Linked DNA regions of Homo sapiens: region 1 is linked to region 2. Evidence: chromatin loops called from intact Hi-C (ENCODE). Cell type or tissue: MCF 10A. All regions are shown on one strand. Links, peaks and the distances in the headings refer to the core of each region. The heading gives the core; the rest is flanking DNA.

Region 1 (17,264 bases), core at 6,341-10,340, 120 kb before region 2:
GCCTGAGCGACACAGAAGATGAGTGATTTCTGCATTTCCAACTGAGGTACCGGGTTCATCTTACTGGGGAGTGTCAGACAGTGGGTGCAGGACAGTGGGTGCAGTGCACCGAGTGTGACCTGAAGTAGGGTGAGGCATCGCCTCACCCGGGAAGCGCAAGGGGTCAGGGAATTCCCTTTCCTAGTCACAGAAAGGGGTAACAGATGGCACCTGGAAAATCAGGTCACTTCCACCCTAATACTGTGCTTTTCCAATGGTCTTAGCAAATGGCACACCAGGAGATTTTATCCCGTGCTTGGCTCAGAGGGTCCTACACCACAGAGCCTCACTCACTGTTAGCACAGCAGTCTGAGATCAAACTGCAAGGCGGCAGCGAGGTTGGGGGATGGGTGCCCGCCATTGCCGAGGCTTGAGTAGGTAAACAAAGTGGCCAGGAAGCTCGAACTGGGTGGAGCCCAGCTGCGGCTCAAGGAAGCCTGCCTGCCTCTGTAGACTCCACCTCTGGGGGCAGAGCATAGCCAAAAAAAGGCAGCAGAAACCTCTGCAGACTTAAATGTCCCTGTCTGACAGCTTCGAAGAGAGTAGTGGTTCTCCCAGCATGCAGCTGAAGATCTGAGAACAGACAGCCTGCCTCCTCAAGTGGGTCCCTGACCCCCGAGTAGCCTAACTGGGAGGCACCCACCAGTAGGGGCAGACTGACACCTCACACGGCTGGGTACTCCTCTGAGACAAAACTTCCAGAGGAACGATCAGGCAGCAACATTTGCTGTTCACCAATATCCGCTGTTCTGCAGCCTCCACTGCTGATACCCAGGCAAACAGGGTCTGGAGTGGACCTCCAGCAAACTCCAGCAGACCTGCAGCTGAGGGTCCCGACTGTTAGAAGGAAAACTAACAAATAGAAAGGACATCCACACCAAAACCCCATCTGTACATCACCATCATGAAAGACCACAGGTAGATAAAACCATGAAGATGGGGAAAAAACAGAGCAGAAAAGCTAGAAACTCTAAAAATCAGAGTGCCTCTCCTCCTCCAAAGGAACGCAGCTCCTCACCAGCAACAGAACAAAGCTGGACGGAGAATGACTTTGATAAGTTGAGAGAAGGCTTCAGACGATCAAACTACTCTGAGCTAAAGGAGGAAGTTCGAACCCTTGGCAAAGAAGTTAAAAACCTTGAAAAAAAATTAGACGAATGGCTAACTAGAATAATCAATGCAGAGAAGTCCTTAAAGGACCTGATGGAGCTGAAAACCATGGCACGAGAACTACATGACCAATGCACAAGCCTCAGTAGCCGATTTGATGAACTGGAAGAAAGAGTATCAGTGATGGAAGATCAAATGAATGAAATGAAGTGAGAAGAGAAGTTTAGAGAAAAAAGAATAAAAAGAAATGAACAAAGCCTCCAAGAAATATGGGACTATGTGAAAAGGCCAAATCTACATCTGATTGGTGTACCTGAAAGTGACGGGGAGAATGCAACCAAGTTGGAAAACACTCTGCAGGATATTATCAGGAGAACTTCCGCAACATAGCAAGGCAGGCCAACATTCAAATTCAGGAAACACAGAGAATGCCCCAGTGATACTGCTCGAGAAGAGCAACTCCAAGACACATAATTGTCGGATTCACCAAAGTTGAAATGAAGGAAAAATGTTAAGGGCAGCCAGAGAGAAATGTCGGGTTACCCACAAAGGGAAGCCCATCAGACTAACAGCTGATCTCTTGGCAGAAACTCTATAAGCCAGAAGAGAGTGGGGGCCAATATTCAAACTTCTTAAAGAAAAGAATTTTCAACCCAGAATTTCATATCCAGCCAAACTAAGCTTCATAAGTGAAGGAGAAATAAAATCCTTTACAGACAAGCAAATGCTGAGAGATTTTGTCACCACCAGGCCTGCCCTAAAAGAGCTCCAGAAGGAAGCACTAAACATGGAAAGGAACAACCAGTATCAGCCACTGCAAAAACATGCCAAATTGTAAAGACCATCGAGGCTAGGAAGAAACTGCATCAACTAAGGAGCAAAATAACCAGCTAACATTATAATGACAGGATCAAATTCACACATAACAATATTAACCTTAAATGTAAATGGGCTAAACGCTCCAATTAAAAGACACAGACTGGCAAATTGGATAAAGAGTCAAGACCCATCAGTGTGCTGTATTCAGGAAACCCATCTCACGTGCAGAGAAACTTGTAGGCTCAAAATAAAAGGATGGAGGAAGATCTACCAAGCCAATGGAAAACAAAAAAAGGCAGGGGTTGCAATCCTAGTCTGTGATAAAACAGACTTTAAACCAACAAAGATCAAAAGAGACAAAGAAGGCCATTACATAATGGTAAAGGGATCAATTCAACAAGAAGAGCTAACTATCCTAAATATATATGCACCCAATACAGGAGCACCCAGATTCATAAAGCAAGTCCTTAGAGACCCACAAAGAGACTTAGACTCCCACACAATAATAATGGGAGACTTTAACACCCCACTGTCAACATTAAACAGATCAACGAGACAGAAAGTTAACAAGGATATCCAGGAATTGAACTCAGCTCTGCAGCAAGCGGACCTAATAGACATCTACAGAACTCTCCACCCCAAATCAACAGAATATACATTCTTTTTAGCACCACACCACACCTATTCCAAAATTGACCACATAGTTGGAAGTAAAGCACTCCTCAACAAATGTAAAAGAACAGAAATTATAACAAACTGTTTCTCAGACCACAGATTTTGCAATCAAACTAGAACTCAGGATTAAGAAACTCACTCAAAACTGCCAACTACATGGAAACTGAACAACCTGTTCCTGAATGACTGCTGGGTACATAATGAAATGAAGTCAGAAATAAAGATGTTCTTTGAAACCAACGAGAACAAAGACACAACACACCAGAATCTCTGGGACACATTCAGAGCAGTGTGTAGAGGGAAATTTATAGCACTAAATGCCCACAAGAGAAAGCAGGAAAGATCCAAAATTGACACCCTAACATCACAATTAAAAGAACTAGAGAAGCAAGAGCAAGCACGTTCAAAAGCTAGTAGAAGGCAATAAATAACTAAGATCATAGCAGAACTGAAGAAAATAGAGACACAAAAAACCCTTCAAAAACTCAATCAATCCAGAAGCTGGTTTTTTGAAAAGATCAACAAAACTGATGGACTGCTAGCAAGACTAATAAAGAAGAAAAGAGAGAAGAATCAAATAGATGCAATAAAAAATGATAAAGGGGATGTCACCGCTGATCCCACAGAAATACAAACTACCATCAGAGAATACTATAAACACCTCTATGCAAATAAACTAGAAAATCTAGAAGAAATGGATAAATTCCTCGACACGTACACCCTCCCAAGACTAAACCAGTAAGAAGTTGAATCTCTGAATAGACCAAAAACAGGCTCTGAAATTCAGGCAATAATTAATAGCTTACCAACCAAATAAAGTCCAGGACCAGATGGATTCACAGCCAAATTCTACCAGAGGTACAAGGAGGAGCTGGTACCATTCCTTCTGAAACTATTCCAATCAATAGACAAAGAGGGAATCCTCCCTAACTCATTTTATGAGGCCAACATCATCCTGATACCAAACCCTGGCAGAGACACAACAAAAAAAAAAAAGAGAATTTTAGACCAATATCCTTGATGAACATCGAAGCCAAAATCCTCAATAAAATACTGGCAAACTGAATCCAACAGCACATCAAAAAGCTTATCCACCATAATCAAGTGGGCTTCATCCCTGGGATGCAAAGCTGGTTCAACATACACAAATCAATAAATGTAATCCAGTATATAAACAGAACCAAAGACAAAAACCACACGATTATCTCAATAGATGCAGAAAAGGCCTTTGACAAATTCAACAACCCTTCATGCTAAAAACTCTCAATAAATTAGGTATTGATGGGACGTATCTCAAAATAATAAGAGCTATCTATGACAAACCCACAGCCAATATCATACTAAATGGGCAAAAACTGGAAGTATTCCCTTTGAAAACTGCCACAAGACAGGGATGCCCTCTCTCACCACTCCTATTCAACATAGTGTTGGAAGTTCTGGCCAGGGCAATCAGGCAGGAGAAGGAAATAAAGGGTATTCAATTAGGAAAAGAGGAAGTCAAATTGTCCCTGTTTGCAGATGACATGATTGTATATCTAGAAAACCCCATCATCTCAGCCCAAAATCTCCTTAAGGTGATAGGCAACTTCAGCAAAGTCTCAGGATACAAAATCAATGTACAAAAATCACAAGCATTCTTATACACCAACAACAGACAAACAGAGAGCCAAATCATGAGTGAACTCCCATTCACAATTGCTTCAAAGAGAATAAAATACCTAGGAATCCAACTTATAAGGGAGTGAAGGACCTCTTCAAGGAGAACTACAAACCACTGCTCAAGGAAATAAAAGAGGATACAAACAAATGGAAGAACATTCCATGCTCATGGGTAGGAAGAATCAATACCGTGAAAATGGCCATACTGCCCAAGGTAATTTATAGATTCAATGCCATCCCCAGCAAGCTACCAATGACTTTCTTCACAGAATTGGAAAAACCTACTTTAAAGTTCATATGGAACCAAAAAAGAGCCCGCATTGCCAAGTCAATCCTAAGCCAAATGAACAAAGCTGGAGGCATCACACTACCTGACTTCAAACTGTACTACAAGGCTACAGTAACGAAAACAGCATGGTGCTGGTACCAAAGCAGAAATATAGACCAATGGAACAGAACAGAGCCCTCAGAAATAACACTGCATATCTACAACTATCTGATCTTTGACAAACTTGACAAAAACAAGCAATGGGGAAAGGATTCCCTATTTAATAAATGGTGCTGGGAAAACTGGATAGTCATATGCAGAAAGCTGTAACTGGATCCCTTCCTTACACCTTATACAAAAATTAATTCAAGATGGATTAAAGACTTAAATGTTAGACCTAATACCATAAAAACCCTAGAAGAAAACCTAGGCAATACCATTCAGGACATAGGCATGGGCAAGGACTTCATGTTTAAAACACCAAAAGCAATAGCAACCAAAGCCAAAATTGACAAATGGGATCTAATTAAACTAAAGAGCTTCTGCACAGCAAAAGAAACTGCCATCAGAGTGAACAGGCAACCTACAGAATGGGAGAAAAATTTTACAATCTACTCATCTGACAAAGGGCTAATATCCAGAATCTACAAAGAACTCAAAGAAATTTACAAGAAAAAAACAAACAACCCCATCAAAAAGTGGGTGAAGGATACAAACAGACACTTCTCAGCCGAAAGACACATGAACAAATGCTCATCATCACTGGTCATCAGAGAAATGCAAATCAAAACCACAATGAGATACCATCTCACACCAGTTAGAATGGCAATCATTAAAAAGTCAGGAAACAACAGGTGCTGGAGATGATGTGGAGAAATAGGAACACTTTTACACTGTTGGTGGGACTGTAAACTAGTTCAACCATTGTGGAAGTCAGTGTGGCGATTGCTCAAGGATCTAGAACTAGAAATACCATTTGACCCAGCCATCCCATTACTGGGTAGATACCCAAAGGGTTATAAAACATGCTGCTATAAAGACACATGCACACGTATGTTCACTGTGGCACTATTCACAATAGCAAAGACTTGGAACCAACTCAAATGTCCAACAATGATAGACTGGATTAAGAAAATGTGGCACATACACACCATGGAATACTATGCAGCCATAAAAAGGATGAGTTCATGTCCTTTGTAGGGACATGGATGAAGCTGGAAGCCATCATTCTCAGCAAACTATCGCGAGGACAAAAAACCAAACACCGCATGTTCTCACTCATAGGTGGGAATTGAACAATGAGAACACATGGCCACAGGAAGAGGAACATAACACACCAGGGCCTGTTGTGGGGTGGGCGGAGGGGAGAGAAATAGCATTATGAGATATACCTAATATTAAATGACGAGTTAATGGGTGCAGCACACCTACATGGCACATGTATACACATGTAACAAACCTGCAGGTTGTGCACATGTACCCTAAAACTTAAAAGTATAATAAACAAAACAAAACAAAAAAACAACAAATCTTATAGCTCTGTAGATCAGAAGTCTGATATGGTTCTCACTGAGTTAAATCAAGATGTAGGTAGGCTGCATTTTTTTCTGTAATCTGCAGTGGGGGAGTTGTTTCATTGCCTTTTCCAGGTACTAGAGGCCACCACATTCCTTGGCTTGTGACCCCCAGGAGAAATTTAAATTCTCCTCACTTTGAATCACTCTGATTTAATTCTAGTCACAGCTCTTCTGATTCTCCTCTTCTGCCTTCCTTGTTCACATTTAAGGTCCTTTGTGACTACAATGGGCCCTTATGGACAATCCAAGGTAATCTCCCTATTTTAAGGCCTGTTGATTTTCAACCGTAATTACCTCCACAACCTTAATTTCCTTTTGCCATGTAATCTAATATTTTCCTAGGTCCAGGGAGTAGGACATAGGAACCTTTCAGGGCAATATATTCAGCCTTCTGAATAGGCTGAATCCTTGAAGGTCTCAGCGGGACTGTGGCTTTGAATAGGCGACTCCAGTATATATCTTTCAATTAATATTCCAGAGGAATGTGGTGGAAGGATATTGCATCTAAATGGCAGGCATATTTTGACACTTTGACCATCCGAAAGGAGTTAACATGTCAACATTTAGAGGTTTATCATCTCCTATAAATCAGTCTTTTACCAGGAAGAGAAATTCTCACATAATCTATTCCATTGTTGCACTGCTTAAAAAACAGAAACAAAAGACAAAGACCATCATCTTTTCTTTTTCTCTCTTTTTATATAGATGTGTATTTCAGAGATTACTTATTACTTTTAATTTATTATTCAGCTTGATGTGCTATACCTTCCCTTCCTCCAAACTATGAAAATGTATAAATATTTCTGTATCTAATATCTAAACCTTAGATTGAAATGTTAACAATTAAAAACCCAATTATAAATCAGCACTTATTCACTTTTTTGTTTGGCTCTTTTTAATTTTTGTAAGCTCTCACTACTACTATATTCTCTCCTTGATAATTTCACTCTTTGTTTTTTAAGTATTAGGATCTTTGCGAGACCATGGTAGATACTTGCAGGAGACGAAAATATGACCAAAGGGAAAAGGAGAAGAGGTTCATTTACTGTGTGTCTCAAGAGACAAGGCATGGAGATTGGTCTTGAGCTGTGTTGGTGAGGTTCAATTTATGAGGCAGTTTACAATCTGGAACTTGATGATGACTGTAGGAAAAATAAGACTTTGTACCTACAGCTTGGTATAAAGGAAACAATACTGATCTGAGTCAGCTATTAAGAGTTTATCTGACTACCAATAAGATTACCTTTCCGTTTGTCATTTGTAAACTTTGAGAATTTGACTAAATTTTTAGGATTTAAGTTTAAAAATCTGTAGCTTCGTGCCTTACATTTGTTCTTTATTCAATAGTTCTGTGTATATTTAATTATTATACTTGATTTTATAAACAGATACTTATATGTTAATACAAATAATAAAGTTTGGTTTAAAAACATTACTTTTGATATGAGAGGTTGTTTTAGGAAATTTGAAAATGTCATGAGATAACGATGACATTTGCACAAAATTAATTGTAGATACTGATTAATCCCATCCAGGTGAGTGAAAGCCAGTATAGTAGACATATAACAGGTATTGCTTTTAATTTATTATATTATTTTTGCATATATTTCCTCAAGTCTGAGAATACTAAAAATATATTACTTCCCTTTGCTCTTCTTTCTAGAGCAAAAGTGCCTGATTTGAATTTTAGTCATATTACATTTTAACTGTGTAACTTCGGCTGTTTGTTAATTGCTCTATGCCTTCATTTTTTTTCATCTGTAAAATGGGAATATTAATATTATTTATTTTATAAAGTGTTATGAGAACTAAGTGGGTTAGTAAATGTAAAGCACTTAGAATATAGCACTGACAAAGTGAATGCTCCGTACTGTTGAGCTATGATGATTCAGGAGTCATGCAATCTCTAAAATTGGCTTAAAGACAGTGTGACACTGTAGATGTTTGCCTCACCACCTCCCACTCTTATCTAATGCTTCCTGGAAACACTGGCATATAGTTTTGAACACACTGGAGAGGAGTTGACTAGGTGCATTTTTTTTTTCTCCATAGCAACAGAAAATAAACAATATGTGCTGCATGTTGAGTCAGAAGGCTCCACATATTTCACTGTCAAGCCTGAATCTAATGCCAGTTCATATTCACTTCCAAGAAGAGACCGCCTAATCACTGCTTGGAATATGTTTCCAGCCTGGTGTTGACATCCCTAATACCCTCATTTGAGACCCTTTAGATAGACCTTTGTCTTACTAAGTTGGCCTTCCATTAGACCCCAATTATCCCATTTTGGCTTCTCAGGACACTGTGGTGGGTCATCTAAAAAGAGAACTAGAGTAAACATTAGCAATGGCAACAACTAAACCTTTTCTTACCATCCCTGTGACAAAAATATCCTTCCTCTCAGTTGTTTAATTTTGCTTAACTCTGCTGTCATCAATCATAGTAAGCTAGGTTTGTAAGTCTCATCACTACTGTGAGTTCTAAGCATGTGTTCAAAAACCATGAATTACAGATGGCATACAAAAGAATAGTGACACTACTTCCAACCACCCTACTCTCTGGTTAATGCGATTTTGAAAATTACTAATATTAATATCAACTTAGGCAACAATATCATTTTCTTAATTTTTTTCTTCAAATTCAGTTCAAAGAACAGATGCATTGCTTCGTATTTCTAAGTACATTTAAGGAAATAAAACCTCAAGTATAAGAAAAGCTACTTCATGTGATAAGTTTTATAATGTCAGAAAAGTTCTTATAAAGCTCATTTTATAATTTGCATATATTTCTTTATATAGTTGTTAAAATAACTAGAACTTTATGCTACCTAGATTTTTTAATGATATATTTATCCTGCAATGGATTATTATTTAAGGACTGGAGGCCAAATGTTTTGTAAAATTGGGAACTATTTAATACATAAATAATCACAAATTTATGCTAGGCCTATAATTTTATATTTCTTACATTCCTATGAAAATATGTTTTAAGTTACAAGATGCTTTTCAAATTGAATACATGATAATTTGTGAAACTAGTTTTATGTACATTTAGACAAATACAATATGACATAGCACAGCTAATTCCCCATTTTGACATATTAAAATCATACCCTACCACCAACACCCAGCACTGATGTCAGCCCTCTATTAAGCTTTCTGGATCATTCTAATCAGAAGATTTTCGTCTTGTTCTAATTTCTAGCAATTGATGCATATGTAATTCATGATGCTATTAATATTATTTCCATGTGTTTTTTCCACCTATTAAATTGTAATAACCTTGAAAACAAGAATAATTTTATTCAGCTCCAACAATATTCTGATTGTACTAGCAGGTTAATAATATTTATTGATTAAATGCCTTTGTAGTGAGAGTAATTGTTAGCAAATAGCTAACTCCAACCCTTCCAAAATAAAGATATACATTCAGGTAGAGAATATAAACTTGGTGAATGTAGGTCATTCATTTGGTACAGAGACATCAAAAACATTTATAAAAAGAATGCTTTAAGTTTGCATAGAGGGTTAAAAGCCTTAGCATACCTCCTGGGGAAGGGGAAAATAAAAGATTAGGTTCAGGATGATTCACAAATTTGAAAGGTGGGCTGATGGAGAAATTGGGATGAATTGGTTCAAAAAGGCCTATCTCCAAAATACTGCTGGTTTGGTTCCAGAACACCAGAATAAAGTTAATATCACCATAAAGAGAGTCACGCAAATATTTTGGTTTATCAGTGCATATAAATGTTATGTTTACACTATACTGTAGTCTGTTAAGTGTGCAATAGCAGTATCTCTACAAAATATACATACTTTAATTAAAAAATGCTTTATTGCTAAAGTATGCTAACAAGATCATCTGAGCCTTCAACTAGTGATACTTTTTGCTGGTGGGAGGTCTTGCTTTGATGTTGATGACTGCTGTCTGACCAGAAGGGTGGTTGCTGTAAGTTGGGGTGACTGTGGCAATTTGTTAGAATAGGACAACAAGGAAGTTGGCCACATCAATTTACTCTTCCTTCAGAAAAATGTATCTGTAGCTTATGATGCTATTTCATGGCATTTTACACATGGTAGAACTTCTAAATGAAGTCAGTCTTCTTAAACACTGCCTCTGCTTCTGCTTCATTAAATAAGTTTATGTAATAGTCCAAATCTTTTGTTGCCAGTTCAACAATATTCATAGCATCTTTATCAGGTGTAGATTCCATCTCAAGAAACCACTTCACTTATCTATAAGCAACTTCTCATTCATTCAACTTTTGTCATGAGATTGCAGCAATGTAGTCACTTCTTGAGGCGCCACTTCTAATTCTAGTTCTTTTATTATTTCCAACACATCTGCAGTTACTTCTTCCATTGAATTCTTGAATCCGGCAAGGTCATCCATGGTGGTTAGAATCAACTTCTTCCAAATTTCTTTTAATGTTTATATTTTGACCTCCTCCCATCAATCAACAGTGTTCTTAATGACATCTAGGATGGTGAATCCTAGGTTTACAATTTATTTTGCCCAGATTTATCAGAGGAATCACCATCTATGGCAGCTATACTTCATAAATATATAAAAATATATTTCTTAAATCATAACACTTGAAAGTTGAAAATACTCTTTGAAGCATGGGCTGCAGAATGGATGCTGTGTTAGCAGTCATGAAAACAGCATTAAATTAATCTCCTTGTACATCTTCATCAGAGCTCTTATGTGAGTGACTTGGTGCATTGTCAATGAGCAGTGATATTTTGAAAGAAATCTTTTTTTCTGAGCAGTAGGTCTCAAGAGTGGGCTTAAAGTATTTGGTAAACTATGTTGTAAACAAATGTGCTGACATCCAAGCTTTGTTATTTTATTTATAGAGCACAGGCAGAGTAGATTGAGCTTATTTCCTTTTTTTTATTATACTTTAAGTTTTAGGGTACATGTGCGCAACGTGCAGGTTTGTTACATATGCATACATGTGCCATGTTGGTGTGCTGCACCCATTAACTCGTCATTTAGCATTAGGTACATCTCCTAATGCTATCCCTCCCCGCCCCCACCACAACAGTCCCTGGTGTGTGATGTTCCCCTTCCTGTGTCCATGTGTTTCATTGTTCAGTTCCCAATTATGAGTGAGAACATGTGGTGTTTGGTTTTTTGTCCTTGCGATAGTTTGCTGAGAATAAGGACCTTAGAATTTTCAGGATAGTCAATGAACATTGGCTTCAACTTAAAGTCACCAGCTACATTAGCTCCTAAAAAGAGAGTCAGACTGTTCTTTGAAGATTTAAACAGGCATTGATTTTTCATCTTTAGCTATTAAATTCCTAGATGGCATTTTCCTCCAATAGAAGGATGTTTGGTCTACATTGAAAATATGTTGTTTAGTGTAGCCACCTTCGTTCACCTTCATGAATTATCTTAGCTATACCTGAATAACTTGCTGAAGCTTCTACCTTACCAGTTGCTGCATCACCTTGCACTTTTCTGTTCTGGACATTACTTCTTTCCTTAGATCTTAAGAACCAAACTCTGCTGGCTGCAAACTTTTCTTCTGTAGCTTCCTCATTTCTCTCAGCCTTCACTGAATTGAACGGAGTAACTGCCTTGGTCTGGATTAGGACTTGGCTTAGGGAATGCTGTGGGTGATTTGATCTTCTATCCAGACCACTCAAACTTTCTCCACATCAACAGCAAGGCTGTTTCTCTTTCTTATCACTCCTGTGTTCACTGAAGTAGCCTTTTTAATTTCCTTCAAGAACTTTTCCTTTGCATTCACAACTTGGCTAACTGTTTGGCATAAGAAACGTAGATTTTGGTCTGTTTTGGCCTTCAACATGCCTTTGTCACTAAGCTCAATCATTTCTAACTTTTGATTTAACGTGAGAGATGTGTGACTCTTTCACTTGAACACTTAGAGGCCATTGTGGAGTCATTAATTGGACTAATTACAATATTGTTGTGTCTCAGGGAATAAGGAGTCCTTAAGGAAGGGAGAGAGATGGAGAAACAGCTGAGCTGACTGAGGGAGCAGTCAGAACACACACTTATTGATGAAGTTTGTCATCTTACATGGCATGGTTCATGGCACCCCAAAGCAGTTACATTAGAAACATCAAAGATCACTGATCACAGATCACCATAACAGATATAATAATAATGAAAAAGTTTGAAATATTATGAATATTACCAAAATGTGACACCTGAAAGTGTCATGTGAGCACATACTATTGTAAAAATGGCACCAATAGACTTGGTTGATGCAGAGTTGCAAAAATCTTAAATTTGTAAAAATTACTTTATCTGAGAAGCACAATATCATTAAGCCCAATAAACCAAGATATTCCTGAAAACTGTTCCAAATTTAATAGCTATATAGCATCATGGTATTGTGGATAGGATAGGAAAAATAAAATTTTATGATTCATATACTTCCCTTTTACCATATTCAATGGGCACATTACATTTTATGATCAGTTGTAAGCAAGTTTTATTTTGTATATGCTATTGGGAATCTACTTATCTTACATTTATTAATTTTTACAAATTATAATTTATAAGGGCAAATTCAGTGTATTTTTCTCATAAAATAAATATCTTTTTTTGTTCAGAAAGCTTATATAATGGTTTTTAAGAAACAAATTCTAAAAATACATCTTATAATGTAAATACTTTTTTTCAGAAACCTCTCTTAATCATTTTAAAAATACTACTGCGAATGTAATTTCCCAAGGCCAAATGTCAGCAGTCAGTAATAATAGGTATCTTAAATCAATCATCTCAATATTTTCAACCCTCATAGATTTTTTTTAAGTATATAGTGAATGGGATGGCATTAGGGGAGCAATTTTCAAGTCTATTTCTGGAAGACATTATTCATGGTAATAGCACATAAGACCATTTTGTCCTCTTCTGTTGGTTTTGGTTCACTGACCAAAGGACAACATTTATAAAGTAAATGTACAAAAAAGTAAGAAAAGGATAGTGTTACAGTGTTTTTTTAACAATTTTCGGGGTGGGGGGAGGTTATTGGAAAACCCTCCTCAGGAAAATAAATAAATGAAGTGAATTCACAGCTGTATTTGCACTAGACACTATTAGCAATGGGATTTTGGTAGCAGAAAATGCAGTTTCCCTAATGAGACAATACCTTAGTCAGCCTGGGTATTGAATTAGAAGAGGACTTTCATAATGATGTTCAGATTTTTGAACTGCAGTGGTGCCTATGTTCTTACTAAGTTGTTTGGGGAAGAAGAGCAGAAAAGAGTAATAGATTTCGAAGAAAATGATGAGTTTAATTTTAAATGTGTTTAAGCTGAGGTCCTTTGAAGAAATTTGAATAGAGACATTTATATGCATAGATAATATTCTATTATGTACATAGAAATTTCTTAAAACAAGTAAGTTTCTATCATCAACCTTCCAAGCATGAATTTCTGTATGCCAAAAACATTTTGCGCAGCTAAGCAAAACAAATGCTAATGCAGGTGTTTGCTCAAATGTTATGTTTCAATAGATCCTTTCCTGACGACCTTAAAAAAAATGAAATGTTCCTCCCTACCCACACACTTCCTATTCTACATTTTATGCATCTTTTCTCCATATCACAAATCACAATGACATTTAATATATTGAACTTATTTTTTATCTCTTTTTCCCTATTCACAACACTACAAAGTCCCTCCATTAAGGGAAGGGCTTGTGTTCAGTGCTGTATCCTCAATAGCTAAATTGGTGCCAGTACGTGCTCACAATTTTGTTAAACAAATTAATGAATACAGAGTCAATCATTAGTTCCTGAAATTCTGTATCACCAATCTTTTATGTATGGTAAGACCATTTTACCATTAAAAGAGAAGAAACATATTTCCCCAATTTAGAAAAGTAATATGATTATATCACTCTCAATCTTGGCTATAGACCAGGCTAAAATGCAACAGTTGTATGTCCACATATACAAAAACACAGCCACACTTCTTTTTATCTTTTTAAAAAATCATTTATAGATATTTTCCAAGTGTGTGAATCCTTAATATTATTAGCCCTGAGCAGATTGCACTATATCCAGGTTAATTCTCTTTAAAGTACTTTGAGCATTCCTGAAAGAATGAAGTTTTATGGTTAAGTAATGGACTAAGCATAAAGATACCAAATAAGGAGAACATGAAAGGACAATGAGAAGTGCTTCTCATGAGTCTGATGCAATTTCTGTAATTTACTTTATTAGATATTTCATTCCTCAGGGTTAAGGTCTGATTTAAAATCCTTTAGAATGAAAATGCTTCTTGAAGGGTATATATTTTTTATTTATCCTTTGGCATTAATAAGTTATCAAAGCAATTTCCACAGTGGAGGCTGAAAGGAGGATAACAATAGATATAATGTGTACAAATGAATGGAGAGAAGAGTGGAAGATAAATCACTGCTTAGAAACCATCAGGCTCTCTATTATGATTGGATCTAACACCACAATGTCTAAAGAGAAAGGACATGGGATGCTTTCAAATGCATTTATAAACAAAATATCAATGGTCATAACTCATAGTGACTTTTAAAATATTTTTTATTATTATTTTTGAGATGGAATTTCACTCGTGTTGCCCAGGCTGGAGTGCAATGGCATGATCTCAGCTCACTGCAACCTCTGCCTCCCAGGTTCAGGCAATTCTCCTGCCTCAGCCTCCCAAATAGGTGGGATTACAGGCATGTGCCACCATGCCTGGCTAATTTTTTGTATTTAGTAGAGACGGGGTTTCACCATGTTAGTCAGGCTCGTCTCAAACTACTGACTTCAGGTGATCCATCTGCCCTGGCCTCCCAAAGTGCTGGGATTACAGGCATGAGACACCGCGTCTGTCCTCATATTGGCTTTAAAATAAAGACATTTGTAAAAATCTGTAGTAAATATCCTGAGTAGAACAGGCATGGAGCTAATTAATATCATAACTCAAAATTCCCATGAAGCATCCAGGTTCTTTGATGACATCTTTCATCCCCACCATTCTTAGCTTGTCTATTTTGGCGTTTCATCTATCTTGCCCCAAGTCACAATATGGTATAGCAACTCCAGTTTGCGTGTCCAGATAATAAAATATCCAAAAGAAAAGAGAAAAACAGCGTGTTCTCTGATTCTCTTTTTAAGAGTCAGAAAACATCTCCAAGAAAAAACCATGAAACTTAACCCTACATACCCAATTTTACACCAATAATTGTCAGGGGGAATGGGATTACTGGGTTTGTTTACTAATCTGGATTTACGTGAATCACATGGGTACTAGTGGACACACCAATGAAGTCATCATCTGTATGTCATTAGGAAGGAAAGAGGAAGGGACCATAATGGGACAATCTATTATGCCTGCTAGAGGAACCAAAAAGAGTTTTAGAAACTAAGCATATTTAATTAAACCAATGTAGACATGGAAGAAGTCAAAAATGGGAAACAGCATGAATTGTCCCTTGTACAATTTTTTCAACAGTACAATCATATCAGGTATTAAATTATCAAGTGAGCAATATTGTCCATAATCCTCATAAGTATTTATTTTAATAGTATGAAATATGAGCATGATAGAATAGAAAAATATACTTGTCACAGGAGCAAATTGTCACAAAAGAATTTTAAATTCCGCAGCAGGTTTTTACATGTGAAATTTCTTTGTATATTTGTGTCAGAAACATCTAATTCTAGAATGAGGGTAATAATAAGGAATTAGTACTCTATTTATCTACTTATCCATATTACTGAAAGTTTTAATCTTTTTAAAAGTAAGGCACTAACAATGTTAGGTGTGTTTTGTTTACTTTTTTAGATTTTGTTTTTAGACTAGATCAACTATCCAGTTTAAAAATTAGGTTGGATACAATGTAGGTATAAAAGTCAAATGATCTGAGTAATGTTTTAGATATTGAGTATTAAAGATATTTAGCTCCCGATTCTGCGTCCTCTGTGTAAACCAGGAAAGCAACAAAATAGCTTGTCTTATCAGTGTCTTAATTATTGCTTTGCTGAAGTTTCTCTCCCAGCTGGTAAGGTAGTATGGTGGTGAAAAGATTATTGCCAAAAGACTGTTAATAATCAATTGGCCTGCCTAATAAACATGGAGATGATAAGGTGAAAAAAGAAATGTGTCAGTAGATTCCATGTTCCAGATGATATCTACTCTAGAAAAATGTGTAATAAAAGAAACATAAGCAGAGTCATCAGAAGAATCTACATGAGAATTTAAAGATGCAATAAAAATACCTTAGAAGTAGGGGAAATAGAAAAAGAAAGCGAGAGAGGAACAAAGGAAGAGAAGAAGGAAGAAAGAGAATATCAGATTAAATTAAATATCGATAAAAGATGTTCACGGTGACATAATTAAAAAGAAAATATAGCTTTGGTAATTAAAAATAGCAATAGGAATTCTTCAGTGTACACTAACATTTCATGACATTAATTTTAGATAATCTGGCAAATACCTACAAATTTTTTACTTCAGTCATTTGGTAGCTTTTAGTCAAATCTGTCTGGAAGATTTGTGCTTAAGCTAGGTTATCCCATCAAGTTAAATATCTAAGTCATTTCCTGTATGTTAAAATATACTAGCATGAGAAGTTATGTTATATTCTTGGCACCAAATCATAGGATGATGATGATGAGGATAAGGATGATGATGATGATGATGATAATAATGATGCCCACATAATCTACTTGTAAAAATATAGATTAATTAAAATTGTACTTACTAATTTTAAACTTTAAACTATATTAAGACTTTAGATATAAAGTTATATCCTGAATGTTAAAAAAATGGATGTTTGAATTTTGTAAAAACAGATAAAGACTGGGAATATTAAATAAATCTTGTATTAGTTGAGAACTATATAGTGAGCAGTTTTTATTTCTTTTGTAATATTAATAACCAAAACAGTAATTGAGATTAAATTAAATTAATTAATTAAATAGAACTCTAAACATGGTGAAATGTTACACCCTAAAGTTCCAAAGAGTAAACTCACAGAAGTCTTGAGGTTTCAAATATCAAACAAACTTTCAGCCATATGTAACTGTCTTATTTCTGAATTTCTCAAAAGAATTTTTAAAATATAAATCTTTCTACATGGGTAAAACCTTTAATATTACATTTAGA
Region 2 (17,264 bases), core at 2,256-6,255:
TCTTATTTGGTCCTCACAGCAACTGAATGAGGTAAACATTATTTTGCCCCACTTTTTGGCTAGAAAAACTAAAGTTTTTAGAAGTTAAATGAATAGTCAATGTCACACAGCTAGATTATAGAACCAAGAGTAGAATGCTTATATATCTGACTCTGTAATTTCTGCTCTAAACCATGTTGGACGGTTTTGTGCAGCATAGATTATAAAGAACAGTTAAGGAAGGTAGTAATAAAGAGACAAAACCTGTTAGTTAAAGCACTCCAACTGCAGTAGAAAATCCCATTAAAATTAACGTTTGAGCTCTGACACTAAAAAGTGGCAAGATTGATCTTTTGTGAGATGTAGAAAACCAAAATCAAGTTGAGAAATCAAAAAATTAAGGAGCCAGGCCAGGATATATGCAGGAATGCACTCGTCTTTCTTGGGTTTGGGCTTGACAAACATGCTATGACCTTAGGCTCTGATTCTAAATTATTTATAATAAAGATTAGTGGGTCTAACAAATTCTTTATGTTTATTCTTCTTCATTGTATCCTTCCATCATTAAATTATTTTTATTCTTAAATATTAATTACTATATATTTATATCCTTCTTAACTGTATCTGCACTTATACCCATACTTTTATCTGTATCCCACTAGCTAGATGAGGAGAAACTCAAAGTCAATGCTATAATTATACTGTATCTGTAACTGTAGTGTTGATAATTTGTTTAATATATCTATTCTTATATTAACTATTTCATTCCATAAATGTAGGTTCAATCTCTCTCAGTGAATTCCTTTGCAGTCTTTCTAAATTCCTCATTAAAGTTTTTATTTAAATATTATTTTTAAAAAGTCAATCACTAACCGTCGCAGGTGCTATGGTTTAAATGTATCCCCCTAACTTCATGTGTTGAAAACCTAATCCCCACTGCAGAAGTGTTGGGATGCAAAGTCTAGTAAGAGGTGATTACATAAAGAGCAGACTGACCTCATGAACAGGTTAATATTGTTATTGGAGAAGGGGGTTAGTTATAAATATAAGTTTGGCTATCTCCAGCTCTCTTTCACATGTGATTGCTGGCCCTTTCACCCTTCTATCCTTATGCCGTGGTAGGGGACAGCCGAAAGGCCCTCACCACATGAAACTTTAAAAGATCTTGGATATCCCAGCCTCCAGGACTGTGAGCTAAATAAATTTCTGTTCATTATAAATTACCCAGTCTGTGGTATTTTGTTGTAACAACGGAAAGCGGACTAAAAGTGCAGGCTACTTAAATTGACTAGGAAGGAGATACTGACTTGCAAAACACAACGTGAACAGGAAGTAACTTTGCTTTGTATTTATATTATTTGTTTTTGTTTCATTCAAGAAATAAGTCTGAATTATATAATTCTATCTGAATGAAAATCTTGGATATAGCAGATAATTACTTTCTAATAAGATTAGTTTTATTCCCATGACATTTTGTGGCTATGTGTTTAGGTGTACAACACTAAAATTATATTAAATCATTATAAACAAGATTGGGAGTAATGGGTTTTTGTTAAAATTACAAGTATGAAATATTCATTTTAAGAATATAAGAAAATAAATGATGCACGTTAACTTGCGTATTAATTTTGAACTGAATCTCAAATATCGGATGTAACCTAGGGAATGACTTTATAGAACAGATAAAGAAGGATTTTCAGCTAAACAGTACATTCCTAGAGCAATCTTTCTTTAAAAGTCTATAGGTTTACTGTCAGGGAGTCCATGTTTTCTACTAGCAATCTTATAAATATATGATTACATGTTAGTAATCATTTTGAAGGTTTTAACATAGCATGTTATGAATTTAGGATTATCTGAATGTCATACATATGGAATCTGAATATGCTTTTGTAGTTGGAGCAGGTTGTGTCATGAGGAGTTACATCAAATAATTCTGGTTTTTGAGCATAACAAATAAATGATGCATTTATACCAATTGAAAGATTAATAACATATTAAATCCTGTACACGTTTCACCGTAGTCAAAATGAAGAAAAACTTGGATAAGTCAATTAGTCATTCCATAGCACTCAGTTGTAGAATACTGTATAAAATCACACAATCTACAAAACCTGGCATTACAGCACTACATTTACATTTTATGCACCTACTTGGTTTTAGCAAAACAGCATTACTCATCACAGTAAATTTACATTAAGATGTATTTGTTGATTCATTATTTTGTATTTGATTTGTAAAATTATGTTTGTTTTAGTTTTATACTTGTATTTATTTGAGTAACATTATAATCAAAATAATTTAACCCAAGTCAAGGGTATTTCATTGTAATGATTCATTTGTTGTGATTTGAAGGAATCTGTGCATTATTTAATTTTGATAAGTGCTATTCTACAGTGCAGACAATTGGTCTTTCATGTATCTGCATCCTAGACAACTCCTATACCAACTCTGCATGTGTTGCTAACTAAAATATTGTTTATAATCAAAATGGTAATTATCAGCATTTTTTAAAATATGTGCAAACTAATTATTCAGTTATCTATTTAAGTGGTCTTCCTTATACAGTTTTTGTTTTAATGATTTGTGCATCTCAAGTTATTTTTTTCAAAGATAAGTAATCAATCACTTGACCATACTCTAAATTACTGAATTTAGAACTCGTGGACATACTCTAAATTGCTGAAGTCAAAATTAATAAGCCTCTAATTCTCTACATATCTATAGATATATTAATTTCCAAAAAGTTAAGATGCGTAAACCAATCTAGCAATATCAGAGAAAAAAACTGATATAAAAAATGTCTGTAATGGTCTAATTAGTAAAATCTATATGGAGAGAATAAGGGATTCCACTGGAAAATCTAGGTTACTCTATTTTACTTTTATTTGAAACAATGTGACAGGGACACTTACTAACAACCAAATAGCCACGTGCTTTCCATATTTTCTAGCTGCCTTTCAGTTAGATGGGTACCTGTCTGTGCTATTAATTAATAATTAATGGCCTATGAATAGCAGTATATTTCACTTATAGGTATAAGCATTGAAAAGCTGCTATAATGCCCTCAACCCTTTTTTTTTTTTTTTTTTTTTTGAGTTCCAGAAGCATGTCTTAATTTGAAGCTCACACATAACATAGCCTATCCTAACTCGTTTGTACAGAAACATAGGGGGCGAAATTTGCAGAATTAAATTTAAAGACATACATATCGGAATTACCTCAACCCCTAAATCTGCTGATTTTATGCAAGTCACTTGACTTTCTTGTACGTAGCTTCTTAGCTATGAATTAAGTGTATATTATGTATTTTTTCATTTAAATGATCTATTGAGTATTTCTTTGTTCCAGACATTATTCTAGGCACTAAACACATGGTAGAGGATGAGACAAAGTCCCTGCCCTCATTAGGCTTACATTCTAACATGCTTTTATTCAAACTATCTTTTCTGGGTACTAAAAACTATATAAAACTTGACAAAATGTAAGCTCAACAATGAATACATTTATAATCCAGTGAAATGGTAAATTATATGACATATCTATTAATAGGAATTTGAATTGAGAGCTCTGAAATGTTTGCACTGCCCAAAGAGCATGGTTCAAGTGCTGGTGAATTACTCCCCTTTTTTCTGTTTTCCAAACTGTGTTCCCTTGAAAATGAAGCCATGCAAGCCTATTTTCTCTTCTTAATTTAGATACCCAGGGAGTACAGTCTGTTTTCTAACTCATCCAGTGGTGTTCTAGTAGTAGCCCTGTGTGGATTGAAATAAAATCTATGAAAAACCGAGGGCCAGGGAGACACAAAATAGAGAGACATTCATTTCAAGTAGTATTAGCTGGCTTTAGATCAGGAACCTTCAATAGAGTGGGGAATCAAGATACTTCAGGCACTTCTAGCTCAAAAACTATAATCATCCCAATAAATGTGTGCTGGGTGGGCAGAGAAGAGAGAGCTATTTATTGATATTTTAAGTAAATAATTTGGAAAAAAAGCAATGAGAATTATTCATATGTAAGCTCACATATACAATTAGAATATAGAAACCCGGACAATTATTTTATCTATTGCCATTCTATCAAATATTTAAGGGCAAAATTAAAATAGATTCACTTTTTGTTTACAGAGCCCATTTAACTACTTAGGTAATGACTGATTGACATAATATAGCCAAAGTAATATTACGAAGAAATGAGCTAAAAAATCTCTTAATTAAAAATATATTTCCCCTCTCTTGAGATTCAGTAATCTATTTTAGATTTGAATTTCTATGGCTTAGAAATTGTATTATTCTGATAATATTAATTTTTTAAAATAGAACGTACTGCCATAACAGAAAGATTTTATTTTTTTTTATTTTTTTTTATTTTTTTTTAAGACCTAACAAAGGGTAACTAATTTGCTGACAAGTCACTGTAGCTCTACTGGAAAAAAAAATGCCTTCGTAGCTCCTATGAGTTATAATAATAAAGTAGGTCAGCAGCCTGCTGAGTGTTGCGATTCTCCTTTGCTGTCCTGTCTCTCCCAATTAGCAAAGTCTGCCTGGCAACTGCTCTCTATTGGATAGAAACATGACCTCATCACAAAAGGGAAAGGGTTCACATACTGTGTTCTTCCTTCTCAGATGTGGATTCTCTTACAGGAAAAAAATAAGGAAATCAACTCTAATCTGATATTTTGTTTTCAGATAAAATGTGTATTTCAGAAAATTTTAAATCGAACTATAATTTCATCATCGAGAGGGATACAGGATATTGATGAGATTGTATATTGGCTATGGTGACCTTGAGTTGCTTTAGCAATGTAAGACCAAGCCGTTAAGTTCCAAACATGTTTTTGTTCCCGCTTACATAGACTGGCTCTTAAATTTTAAGCAACAAATAGCAGAAGAAGCACTATTCATGAAATTACCTTATCTAACAAGTGGCACCTGATAAAGTTGAAGAAAAAAAAGTATTTTGCTGTCTAATATTTCCTCCAAAATGATTAATTTGCTAGACTTAGTTCTCCGTTATATCCTTGCTATTCTAAATGTTGTTGAGACATTCACAAATATAGTATTCATGTATGTATAACACATTATCTCACCTATTTTGAAGGAAATGAGTAAAAATACATTTACCATTTTAAAGATAAAGAGTCTGAAACAGAATTGTTATTCCATTTGCATAAAGCCAGAGACAGTATGGTAGCTGGTTATAAAATCCATATTTCCCCTTGGATTAAGGATGAACCCACCATACCATTCTACTTCATGAGCCCCAGACAACTTCATCTTTTATAAACCATTGCCAATTTATGTTTATAGAAAACAACCATGAATTGGCTGCACTGCTGGAAGAGCTCAGAATGTATATGAAAAATACGTGAAAAGTCATTGTGTTTTGTATGTGTGTGTTGGGTTTTAGGGTCTTTCCTTTTACTACTGTCGTAAATTCAAAAGAATCTGGCAAAGAAAGGCAATTATAATATCTTATTTTTTCTGAACTCCTCATATATTTACGTTTCACATAAAAATGTTGTTTTGAATTGATGCAGATTGGAATAAAATAGTAACATTGTCTTCAATCTGGGAATCAGTGGAATAGCAGACTAATAGTTTCTACTGTATTATTCAATTTACGGATATACGGATGTCAGGCAATTCATATGAACTTTCTCTTTCTAAAGAGTTCAAGGTTATCATTCTCTGTTTAAAAGAGACTTATATAGACTTAAATTATGTAAGCTAAGTTGCCTATTTTCAGATAATTTTCCAGACAAGATTATATAGTTGCTTCCCATAATGAAAGGCTCTCCACACTTTGCTTTTTCTATTCCATCTCATTTTTATCCCTCCTGCTTTATACCCCAGTCTAATTATGCTACTCTAGAGATATATGACAGAATCAGAAGTGACATGAAGAAAGCCATGTGATAAATGCGGGATATAAGAAAGAATAGGAGGGACACTTTTTGAAACCTAAAACGAACATTTCGTAACCCCATTGTATAACCCATCATTTTTTTTGAAGTGTTTGTTGTTTTTAGAGATGTAATTTATTCTGGAGTAATGAGTAAATTTTATGATGAATTTGGCTTTTAAACCTTTAACTTATTTCAGCTATTTTATACATATATTCTTATAATGTATCAACCACTGTAAGCAATTTATTAAATGAGATCTTAAAATATAGAATAGACTAATTGGCCCATTTTCTTTAAACTTTGAGGGTCTAGACATAGGGCCATTATGATTAACATTTAAATACTCTTTTAGGGAACAACAGACAGTGAGGCCTACTTGAGGGTGGAGGGTGGGAGAGGGAGAGGATAGGAAAACTACCTATTGGGTTCTATCTTACTATCTTATATACCCCATCATTTTTTAGAAGTGTTTGCTGTTTTTAGAGATGTAATTTATTCTGGGTACTATACTTACTACCTGCGTGACAAAAAAAAAATCTCTATATCAAACCCCTGTGACTTGCAATTTTCCTGTATAGCAAACCTGCATATGTACCCTGGAACCTAAAAAAAAAAACAAAAAAAAAAAACTAAATACCCTTCTAGTATTTACCAGCTAGGTGCCTCAGAAACACAGCTCCAATCCAAATAAGAGTTAATCAATACCTGTCTCTGTTCTACATCCAGTATCTCATATTTCATGCATAGAGAAATAGGCACACCTAGCTGTGGACTGTTATCATTTATTCTCATGCATAAGCTTGGTAATGATAAAAATTGTGTAGGGAAAGTTTGGAATTTACCATATCTTTGTATTTTACAAAAAACATATAGCAGTGAATCACAATCCATTCTCTATACTCCAGTAGCGTTTTCTTGAGCATATCATAAAGTCAATTAAAATGGTCTCTAATTATATTCTAAATATAGAATGAATATTATTTATAATATCTACTTATAATGTCCATCAAAGCAAATGATGTGTATTTAGAGATCACTGTGTGCTACCCTTTGCTACTGTGATCAATGTGATAATCTAAAATCCTGATTCCTACAACATGGGGAAGGGCTTCTAGTGGAAATATGTTGAATTTTAACTACATACCAAATGTGGATATAATTGAATTTGACCTTCTTAATTTTCCAGAAACTATGTTTTTGGCCTTTAGGTGACTTTTCAGATTTTTTTAATTGATGTTGTGTTTTTCCTAAGGTCAGCTATTTATTCACTTTTTTAAAAAAAAGATTTTTACTGAGTTCAATGAAATTATAATATAATAGAAAAAGGTATCATTTCCATGGTGGGCATTATTATCTCCCCATTGCTCCCAAGCTAAAAGTAAGCATTAATGTGCCATTTATTTATGATTACATTTAGTCTACAACTTTTGTAATTCTGTCCTCGACTGAGTTATCAATTCTTAAGGAAAAAGAAGAGAAAAGAAATTTACCATGTGCCTGAAATCAGTAAATATTAGGCAAATCAAACCAAAATGTAGTAATCTGTAACATTTAATGGAAATCATTCTCCTGAGGGGCACCTTTCCCTTACATTCATCAGTGTTATTATTTCTCTATATTTTTCTGTTCTGATTATACCAAGAGATCAGAACTTTTTAATAAGTAGCTCTTTTGAAAAATATTAAAAAGAAATGTAAATAAATACAGATTTTTATACAAAGGATCATGTTAAAATAGAAACCCTATAAATGAGAGATGTAGAGACAGTTTATATACAAATATTTATGAGACTGTCATGCTCTAAAGTTTTTGAATGTATTTCTCGATCATTTAATTTGTATTCAAATTCATTGTATGAACAGGGTAATTTCCATGGTGATTTAGTGTTGTACAGGAATTAAATTATTGCAAAATTTGAAGAAACCAAAAGTAGGATAAACACATTATCTTACAGAAGAATGAAAAAAGGAATAGAAGTAGGAGATAGAAGCCAAATAGCTAATACAATAAAAGCAGATTGTCTTTTCTCCTCCAGGCTGTTTTTTGCCATTGAGACCATTCACCATTGTCACTAGGTGGTACTGAAGCCTGCCCTATTTCTTGCAAAGGAGATAAAACTTATAACCTTTATCATAACCATGTGTTGTTTGAGATCCTAACACTATTTATTTTCCTGAGCTACATTCTTATTAAGATCTTTTATTTCTTGTCCAGGAAGTAAACAATATAAGTTTATGGATGTAATTCTACCAACTACTATTACAATAATTCCTATACAGGAACTGCTCCCACATATCTAATATTTAGTACCTGCAATTCATTATTATTTATTTTGCTTATTTATTTGTCTAGCAGTTTTGTGGTATCTGTTCACAACCATGTGAAGCAAATTGTCTGTATTGATTAATAAATAACTCATTAATCATAGTGTCAAAAACACTTTTTAAAAGTACTTTATATATAATCACCAAGATTGTGAATAAATTATGAATTAGGAAAGAGACATTCAAATTATCTATAAAACTCAATCAGAAAGCTGGTGACAGAACTGGAACTAAGACCACAGTCTCCTTACTTGTACTACCTTCTATTTTCCATCAATGTATGAATATAGAAATCATATACTGATATATTAAGGTCCAGATGATTGGGTAAAATCAAACTTTGCTTCAGTTTCATTGTTTTTATTTAAAAATGGGAGTTTATCTTTAATCAGTTGATAAGTTAGCTACTGAAATAAACAGAAATAATATGAAGCTTATCAAAACCTCTCTTGAGGCAACACTTTGAAAGATAACCACAAATAAAACTTATGTTCGGCTGGGCGCGGTGGCTCACGCCTGTAATCCCAGCATTTTGGGAGGCCGAGGCAGGCGTATCACGAGGTCAGGAGATTGAGACCATCCTGGCTAACATGGTGAAACCTCGTCTCTTCTAAAAATACAAAAATTAGCCGGACGTGGTGGCAGGCACCTGCAGTCCCACGTACTCGGGAGGCTGAGGCGGGAGAATGGCGTGAACCCTGGAGGCAGAGCTTGCAGTGAGCCGAGATCACCGCACTCCAGCCTGGGGGACAGAGTGTGAGACTCCGTCTCAAAAAAAGAAAAAAAACCAACTTATGTTCTTACAATTTCAATATTCTTATGCATAGGTATGGCAGAATGATACATATTCTAAAGGAAATCATAAAATTTTGGGGGCTAGAATTTATTATTGAGATACATTTTTTAAGAAAGAAATTGACCTAACTGGAGAAGACCAGGTGTCATATGGGTACACACTACATGGAAATCTAGCATGCTGGGAAGGTTGAAATAAAGCGGTATAAAGAAAAAAAAAAGAAACATTAATGAAGAAGTGTTATTAACAGCATACTAGAAGGTCCAAAAGTAGTAAAATGGAGGCAGGTTTAGGGCACACCTTAGAACTGGAAAAGAGATGGGACATCTAATCTCCTTAAAGCAGACGACTGATGAGCTCTTGGCATGCCTAGTTGACAGTAAAAAGCATAGAAGAAATGATGAGAATCTACTTCAACAAAAACTGAATTTGTTGGTTAGAGTTAAGTGATCAAAATCTGATAAGAAGCATGCAAGTAAAGTTAAACAAAATATGAGAAGTGGTATTGTGAAGTGGTTAGCATAATCAAGTCCTGGAACTAGATTATTTAGATTCCTCTACTGGTTCTCTTATGCTAGCTATGTGACCTTGGACAACTGACTTAACATATTTGTACCTTGGTTACTTTATCTGTAATGTGGGGATGATAATCATAATTACTTCACAGAATTTTGAGGTAAATAAAGGTGCTTATATATGCCAACTAAATAAAACGATTTTATTTCAGACAGGTCACTCCATCGCCCAGGCTGGAGTGCAGTGGTGTGATCTTGGCTCACTGCAACCTCGTGGGCTCAAGCAATTCTCATGCCTCAGCCTCCCGAGTAACTGGGACTACAGGCACGGGCCACCACAGCTGGCTAACTTTTGTATTTTTAGTAAAAACAGGATTTTCCCATGTTGGCCAGGCTGGTCTCAAATTCCTGACCTCAAGTGATCCATTGGCCTCGGCCTCTCAAAGTGCTGGGATTACAGGCGTGAGCCACCATGCCTGACCAACAATTTTTATTATACTTCTCAAGTCAGTACACAAAAGCTATTATTAATAGTTGTATTTGTGTGTGAGTTAGAGTTGATATTCCCTATCAATGTATTGGTATATATTCCTGTCATTTCAAAAATAGAATAATTTCAGGTAGCTGAGAGTACAAGCAGATGTACTGTATACCTAGAAATATTAACAGAACAATGGCAGAAAAAGAAAAAGTTAATAATGCATAAACGTGGCTAAAGAAACCAATAGTATTTGAATGTAAAACTTTGTTTTTATTTTGCTACCACCTGCAGAATACTAGACAAAATGTTAGTTTCAAAGAACATTTAGAATGAGAGAAACATTAATGGCATTTAGTAATACTTGGAGCAAGGACCAGGAAGTGAATAAACCCTCCATTTGGGATCCACATAAATGACAGAATGTTAGTGGAATACTTTTCTTCTTGTTTAATAATGTCTTCTGTCAAGGTGAAATATTTTAAACTGAATAAACTGGAATAAAGTCCAGAGAAATTGAACTCCGAGACAATACTTTGGTATTCCAAATGAGCTCAATCCCCTGGCTTATGTGAATTGCACCTTAAGATGGTCATATATTAGAGAAAAATGATGGACTGATTGCACAGGATCTTTAATAAGCAATTAAAATGATGAAAGAACTGTTTTTCCATGGAATATGAAAATGATGTATGAATTTACAAAGTGAGATTCTGTACCAAATTATAAAATAAATTATATATGAGATAATTATCATTATAATTTGGTAATTATAAAACTTATGTAGGAAAAGTTTGGAATTTACCATAATATCTTTGTAATTTATAAAAAACATATAGCAGTGAATCAAAAAATGTTCTCTTTTGTGTTGCGTGGTCAGAGAAAGCTCTAGTTTAATGAAACAAGTCATAACAGATTAGCCTTTCTTTCTCTGTCTCATATATATATATATATCATAAAATATATACATATGATATTATGAGGGGAAAAATCTTGTTGCAAACCTTGCTAAGGACATATACCAAACACCTCCCCCTTTTTGAGGTGAACCTTAGGACTAGCATATGTACTTATACAAATGTTTCTACAAGGTGCTTTCTGATATGAAATATTTGGACTAACACACTATAGAACTGAGTTAAGTTAATAACAGGTTGAGCGAATGTTTTCTCTCCCCAGATCCTAAAGTACAGATTGATAAATTGAGATCAACAAAGATGAAGATATGTAAGAGGACATCTTTAGGATCCTGTCTTCAGATCGGAGTTATTTTCAACATATTAATAATAACCTGGGCCGGGTGAGTGGCTCATGCCTGTAATCGCAGCACTTTGATAGGCCAAGACAGGAGGATCACTTGAGCTCAGGAGTTTGAGACCAGGCTGGGCAATATAGTAAGACCTTGTCTCTATAAAAACTTTGAATAGCTAGAGAATGTGGTGGCACATGCCTGTAGTCTCAGCTACTCAAGAGGCTTAAGTAGGAGGATAACTGGAGCTGGGGAGGCTGTGGTTACAGTGAGCCAAGATCACACCACTGCATCATTTCACCCTAAGTGACAGAGCCGCACCTGGTCTCAAAAAGAAAAAAAAGAGACTAGGATTGCAACCCCTGCCTTTTTTTGTTTTCCATTTGCTTGGTAGACCTTCCTCCATCCTTTTATTTTGAGCATATGTGTGTCTCTGCACGTGAGATGGGTTTCCTGAATACAGCACACTGATGGGTCTTGACTCTTTATCCAATTTGCCAGTCTGTCTTTTAATTGGAGCGTTAAGTCCATTTACATTTAAAGTTAATATTGTTATGTGTGAATTTGATCCTGTCATTATGATGTTAGCTGGTTATTTTGCTCGTTAGTTGATGCAGTTTCTTCCTAGTCTCGATGGTCTTTACATTTTGGAATGATTTTGCAGCGGCTGGTACCAGTTGTTCCTTTCCATGTTTAGTGCTTCCTTCAGGAGCTCTTTTAGGGCAGGCCTGGTGGTGACAAAATCTCTCAGCATTTGCTTGTCTGTAAAGGATTTTATTTCTCCTTCACTTATGAAGCTTAGTTTGGCTGGATATGAAATTCTGGGTTGAAAATTCTTTTCTTTAAGAATGTTGAATATTGGCCCCCACTCTCTTCTGACTTGTAGAGTTTCTGCTGAGAGATCCACTGTTAGTCTGATGGGCTTCCCTTTGAGGGTAACCGGACCTTTCTCTCTGGCTGCCCTTAACATTTTTTCCTTCATTTCAACTTTGGTGAATCTGACAATTATATGTCTTAGAGTTGCTCTTCTCGAGGAGTATCTTTGTGGCGTTCTCTGTATTTCCTGAATCTGAATGTTGGCCTGCCTTGCTAGATTGGGGAAGTTCTCCTGGATAATATCCTGCAGAGTGTTTTCCAACTTGGTTCCATTCTCCCCGTCACTTTCAGGTACACCAATCAGATGTAGATTTGGTCTTTTCACATAGTCCCATATTTCTTGGAGGCTTTGTTCGTTTCTTTTTATTCTTCATGTCTAAACTTCCCTTCTTGCTTCATTTCATTCATTTGATCTTCCGTCACTCATACCCTTTCTTCCAGTTGATCGCATTGGCTCCTGAGGCTTCTGCATTCTTCACATAGTTCTCGAGCCTTGGCTTTCAGCTCCATCAGCTCCTTTAAGCACTTCTCTGTATTGGTTATTCTAGTTATACATTCGTCTAAATTTTTTTCAAAGTTTTCAACTTCTTTGCCTTTGGTTTGAATTTCCTCCTGTAGCTCAGAGTAGTTTGATCATCTGAAGCCTTATTCTCTCAACTCGTCAAAGTCATTCTCTGTCCAGCTTTGTTCTGTTGCTGGTGAGGAACTGCGTTCCTTTGGAGGAGGAGAGATGCTCTGCTTTTTAGAGTTTCCAGTTTTTCTGCTCTGTTTTTTCCCCATCTTTGTGGTTTTATCTACTTTTGTTCTTTGATGATGGTGATGTACAGATGGGTTTTTGGTGTGCATGTCCTTTGTGTTTGTTAGTTTTCCTTCTAACAGACAGGACCCTCAGCTGCAGGTCTGTTGGAGTTTGCTAGAGGGCCACTCCAGACCCTGTTTGCCTGGGTATCAGCAGCGGTGTCTGCAGAACAGTGGATTTTCATGAACCGTGAATGCTGCTGTCTGATCCTTCCTCTGGAAGTTTTGTCTCAGAGGAGTACCCGGCCATGTGAGGTGTCAGTCTGCCCCTACTGGGGGGTGCCTCCCAGTTAGGCTGCTCGGGTGTCAGGGGTCAGGGACCCACTTGAGGAGGCAGTCTGCCCATTCTCAGATCTCCAGCTGCATGCTGGGAGAACCACTGCTCTCTTCAAAGCTGTCAGACAGGGACATTTAGGTCTGCAGAGGTTACTACTGTCTTTTTGTTTGTCTGTGCCCTGCCCCCAGAGGTGGAGCCTACAGAGGCAGGCAGGCCTCCTTGAGCTGTGGTGGGCTCCACCCAGTTCAAGCCTGGGGGCTGCTTTGTTGACCTAAGCAAGCCTGGGCAATGGCAGGTGCCCCTCCCCTAGCCTCACTGCCGCCTTGCAGTTTGATCTCATACTGCTGTGCTAGCAATCAGTGAGACTACCTGGGCGTAGGACCCTCCGAGCCAGGTGCGGGATATAATCTCCTGGTGCGCCGTTTTCTAAGCCCGTCAGAAAAGTGCAGTATTCGGGTGGGAGTGACCCGATTTTCCAGGTGCCATCTGTCACCCCTTTCTTTGACTAGGAAAGGGAACTCCCTGACCCCTTGCACTTCCCAAGTGAGGCAATGCCTCGCCCTGTTTCGGCTCACGCACGGTGCGCTGCACCCACTGTCCTGCGCCCACTGTCTGGCACTCCCTAGTGAGATGAACCTGGTACCTCAGATGGAAATGCAGAAATTATCCGTCTTCTGCATTGCTCAGGCTGGGAGCTTGTAGACTGGAGCTGTTCCTATTCGGCCATCTTGGCTCCTCCCCTAATGGGTGCAGCACACCAGCATGGCACATGTAGCTAACCTGCACATTGTGCACATGTACCCTAAATCTTAAAGTATAATAATAATAATAATAAAAGAAAGAAAAAGAAAAAAAGAAAAGAATAAAGTAAAAATAATAACCTGGTTGAAGTCACCAAAGATGCAGCCAACAAAAAGCAAAAAAGAAGTGGCTAGTATGCTGGGTTATAGATTCATATTTAAGAATATCTTGTTATATAAGAAGATGAACTTAGCCTAAGAGAATGGATTTCATATGACAAACATAAGATCCCATAAGAGATTCAGAAAAAAACAAGGATAAGGACAAGTACAAGAATCAGACAAGGCTCAGCCAAAGATGTAAAGCATACTAAGGGTTTTTGTGACTATAACTTCAATATACGACATAATTGAAATACTGCTCATTTTAACTACATAAAGATTCTAAACAATAATATTTTTATTAAAAATAGTTGAATTTTGGTGCCAAATACTAAGATATTTTGATTCCTCAGGCAATTATTTTCTAACTAGTAGATACTTCTTTGAAATGTAAATACTCACTGGCTGTCTGCTTATATTCTGAAATGATGCTTTCAAAACTAATTTAAATTCATTTATAAATTCATTTAAATAAAGACTGTGACAGATTAGTAATTAACTTTGTTTTTAATAGCCTCTTACTGAACTCACTTGATTATTTGACAGAGCATTTAGATATTAAGAAAGCAGTAAAGTACACCTTCATATTATAAAAACCTGCCAAAAGTGTAGCAGAAAGGATGAAATTATGATGAATTGAACAAGAGATTTTATTATTTTTACAGTTAATCTTTTAAATTATGCAAATAGAAAACAAAAGCTCCTTGCTTTGCAACACATTTCTCTGTGTAGTACATTTCTTATGTGTAGCTGCTTTGGGTTCATAACTTTGTATTACTCATTATGGCAGATCAGGATGATGAAATCCTTGACTGAAAAACTTAGAAATGTGTGGCTTTTCTTTCATAAACCATAGACGTTTTGTTTTATAAATATTGATTCTATTTGTCTTTATTACCAGTAATAAGAAAAATCTTTAAAATTGTAACAAAATAGCCTTCTAGATTAAATTAACTATTTGTCAGTTTCTATTTGGAACACAATTAGAGAAAAATATTAAATTATGTTTTAACTTGAGGGAAGAAAGTCAGAAGTTGCATATTTCACAATTCACCAAAAGTAATGTCAGCCCTAACATAAATGTGTTGTATTTGCTAGTTTATTTCATTGCTGATTATTCTCATTGCAAAAAACTTATGGAAAATTAAGCCTACACTTTCCTAAAAATGCTTATCTATATAGAGATAATGGATGAGTTAACGCATCTTTTTTCTATAAATCTTTTAATTGTAAAATTACATTTACTTAGGGGACTTAGGAAAACCTGTTGGAGAGGAGAGTTAAATCTGTATGAAATAAACAACCAACCAAACACCTGTGACTCACCTTCCATGTCATTAAAATAGAACTAATCAAAACCTTTAGATAATGTATTTTTTCATTTACTTTCCTAAAATTTGATGTACAAAAGTTCAAATAGCAAGAAAAATGGAGAAAGTACCTGATAGTTATTCTAAAATTTATGTTAGCCAAAATAATTCTTGGCTATGGAATTAATGCAGGTTCAGTCCAATCCAGTGCCCTGTATATGCCTCTTCGTAGCATACTACAATTGAATATATTATGGTTATCTAAAAACTCCTGGTTATCAAAAAACAATTTAATATTGTCTATCATGTTTCATTTAACATGATGGGAAAGAAAAATCTTACACCAACTTTCGAAGGCAAAATTCCCCTGTAACTATGTGTCAAGCATAACAAGAAAACTTAATTCTCTAAAAATGCTATTTAATATATAAATTGTACTGGATATAGAAAAAGTTAGGTACATGACAAATTGGGGCTATCAAGTTAAACTAGCTCTTGAAGAAAACTACCAATTCAACCAAAAGCTGTTACCCAAATATTCTCTAGCCTAATCAAACTGATTAAAAATTGATAGCAAACTGACATGCCTACAGAAGCCATTCTCATAATATAGATGTATGAATTAGACCAAATGTAAGATAAAAGGCAGCCCATGACTTTGGTGAATTGGTAAAGCATACTCTGTCCAAGGAATGTGCCTACTTCTCAGTTTTATCTAATGATTATCATGTGGAAATGTATGCCTAATGATACCTAGAGTCATCAAGAACAGCTGAATATTCAGATGTTTTTTATTGTAAATGCCATTATATTTTATATATGGTAACTACCTTACATATATATACACATACCTATAGATGCATCTATATGTACAAATAGATATGCATATGCACGTTTTATATTATTTAATATATATACTTATATATCATTTTATATAATTATTGCTTTTAAAAAACAATGTGTTCCAAAGGAAAAAGCTTCAGCAAGCCAGATTTAGAGCCAGCAGGCCCTCAGTTTCCACCTCCTGAAATTAATCAAACATAATTTCGTATGTTCTTATGGTTGAGAACAGAAATGCTGGCTTTGCCTCTAGATATGTTGGTATCTTGTCTCAGACTCCTGCCTTAACAGAATTCTTCCTTTCTCCTCCATTTACAAAAGGGAAGAAAAATCAGTGAATGTAAAAAGCATCTGGGGAAAACAGAAGAAAAGGAATTTGTCTACTTTAGCAGTTCAGCTGGACTTTGAAGATTTGTTGCCCTAATTTGAATTCCTTTTCACATGAATTTAACTGGTTTGACAACTTGCTTCAATAATAATATGATAAATTATCAAACAGCTTATGTCTGACAGATCAAGCCTAGATAAAATACATAAATAAAGTTAAAAGGACACAACAGACAAACAACAGACAAGTTAAATAAAGACTTTGCATGAGAATTCTTTATTGTTGCAAGGGAAAAAATAATATTAAAATATTTTAGTTGTGATATTCCTGTAAAACAGCATACATTAACCTTGCAGAATTTGTTGAGCATTAAGGGTTTTCTTAAAGTTAATGTCTCCTGTCTTCTTCAATTCTCATGTTACCTATTGTTGAGAAACATATATTGAGCACTCCATTAATTAATAAATCAAGAGCTAGAGCTTTACTGCATCCATAGCCATAATAAACAGTTACCAGACTCGGGGAACCTGAGATTCTAGCTTTCTATTCCAAATATTTCATTTAAAGAAGATTTTTCTTAATTATTTTAATTTCTTAATCCACATGTCAGTGATAAAATAAAAATATTTCAAGCATATTAATCGTATCACAAGAGTTGTTGTTCAGTTTTAAGTATATGGTGTC

Evidence for each region. Peaks named below come from ENCODE experiments on the same cell type or tissue, not always from the same donor. Only the 100,000 strongest peaks of a DNase experiment are listed, where the experiment ranks them.
Region 1: a loop joins it to region 2, with 5 times the contacts of the local background. A loop is called at or near these places in 1 of 110 quality-filtered maps.

What each region holds. Positions count from the first base shown.
Region 1 is chr5:45,569,357-45,586,620 of GRCh38, reverse strand. The region is part of intron 2 of HCN1 (hyperpolarization activated cyclic nucleotide gated potassium channel 1); the gene reads left to right. Among named protein-coding and RNA genes, the nearest start is that of HCN1, 120 kb to the left of the region's middle. In MCF 10A, for the core only: no CTCF peak of the experiment used is centred there; a DNase peak (open chromatin) is centred at 8,130.
Region 2 is chr5:45,441,572-45,458,835 of GRCh38, reverse strand. All of the region lies in intron 3 of HCN1 (hyperpolarization activated cyclic nucleotide gated potassium channel 1), which reads left to right. Among named protein-coding and RNA genes, the nearest start is that of HCN1, 250 kb to the left of the region's middle. In MCF 10A, for the core only: no CTCF peak of the experiment used is centred there; a DNase peak (open chromatin) is centred at 4,525.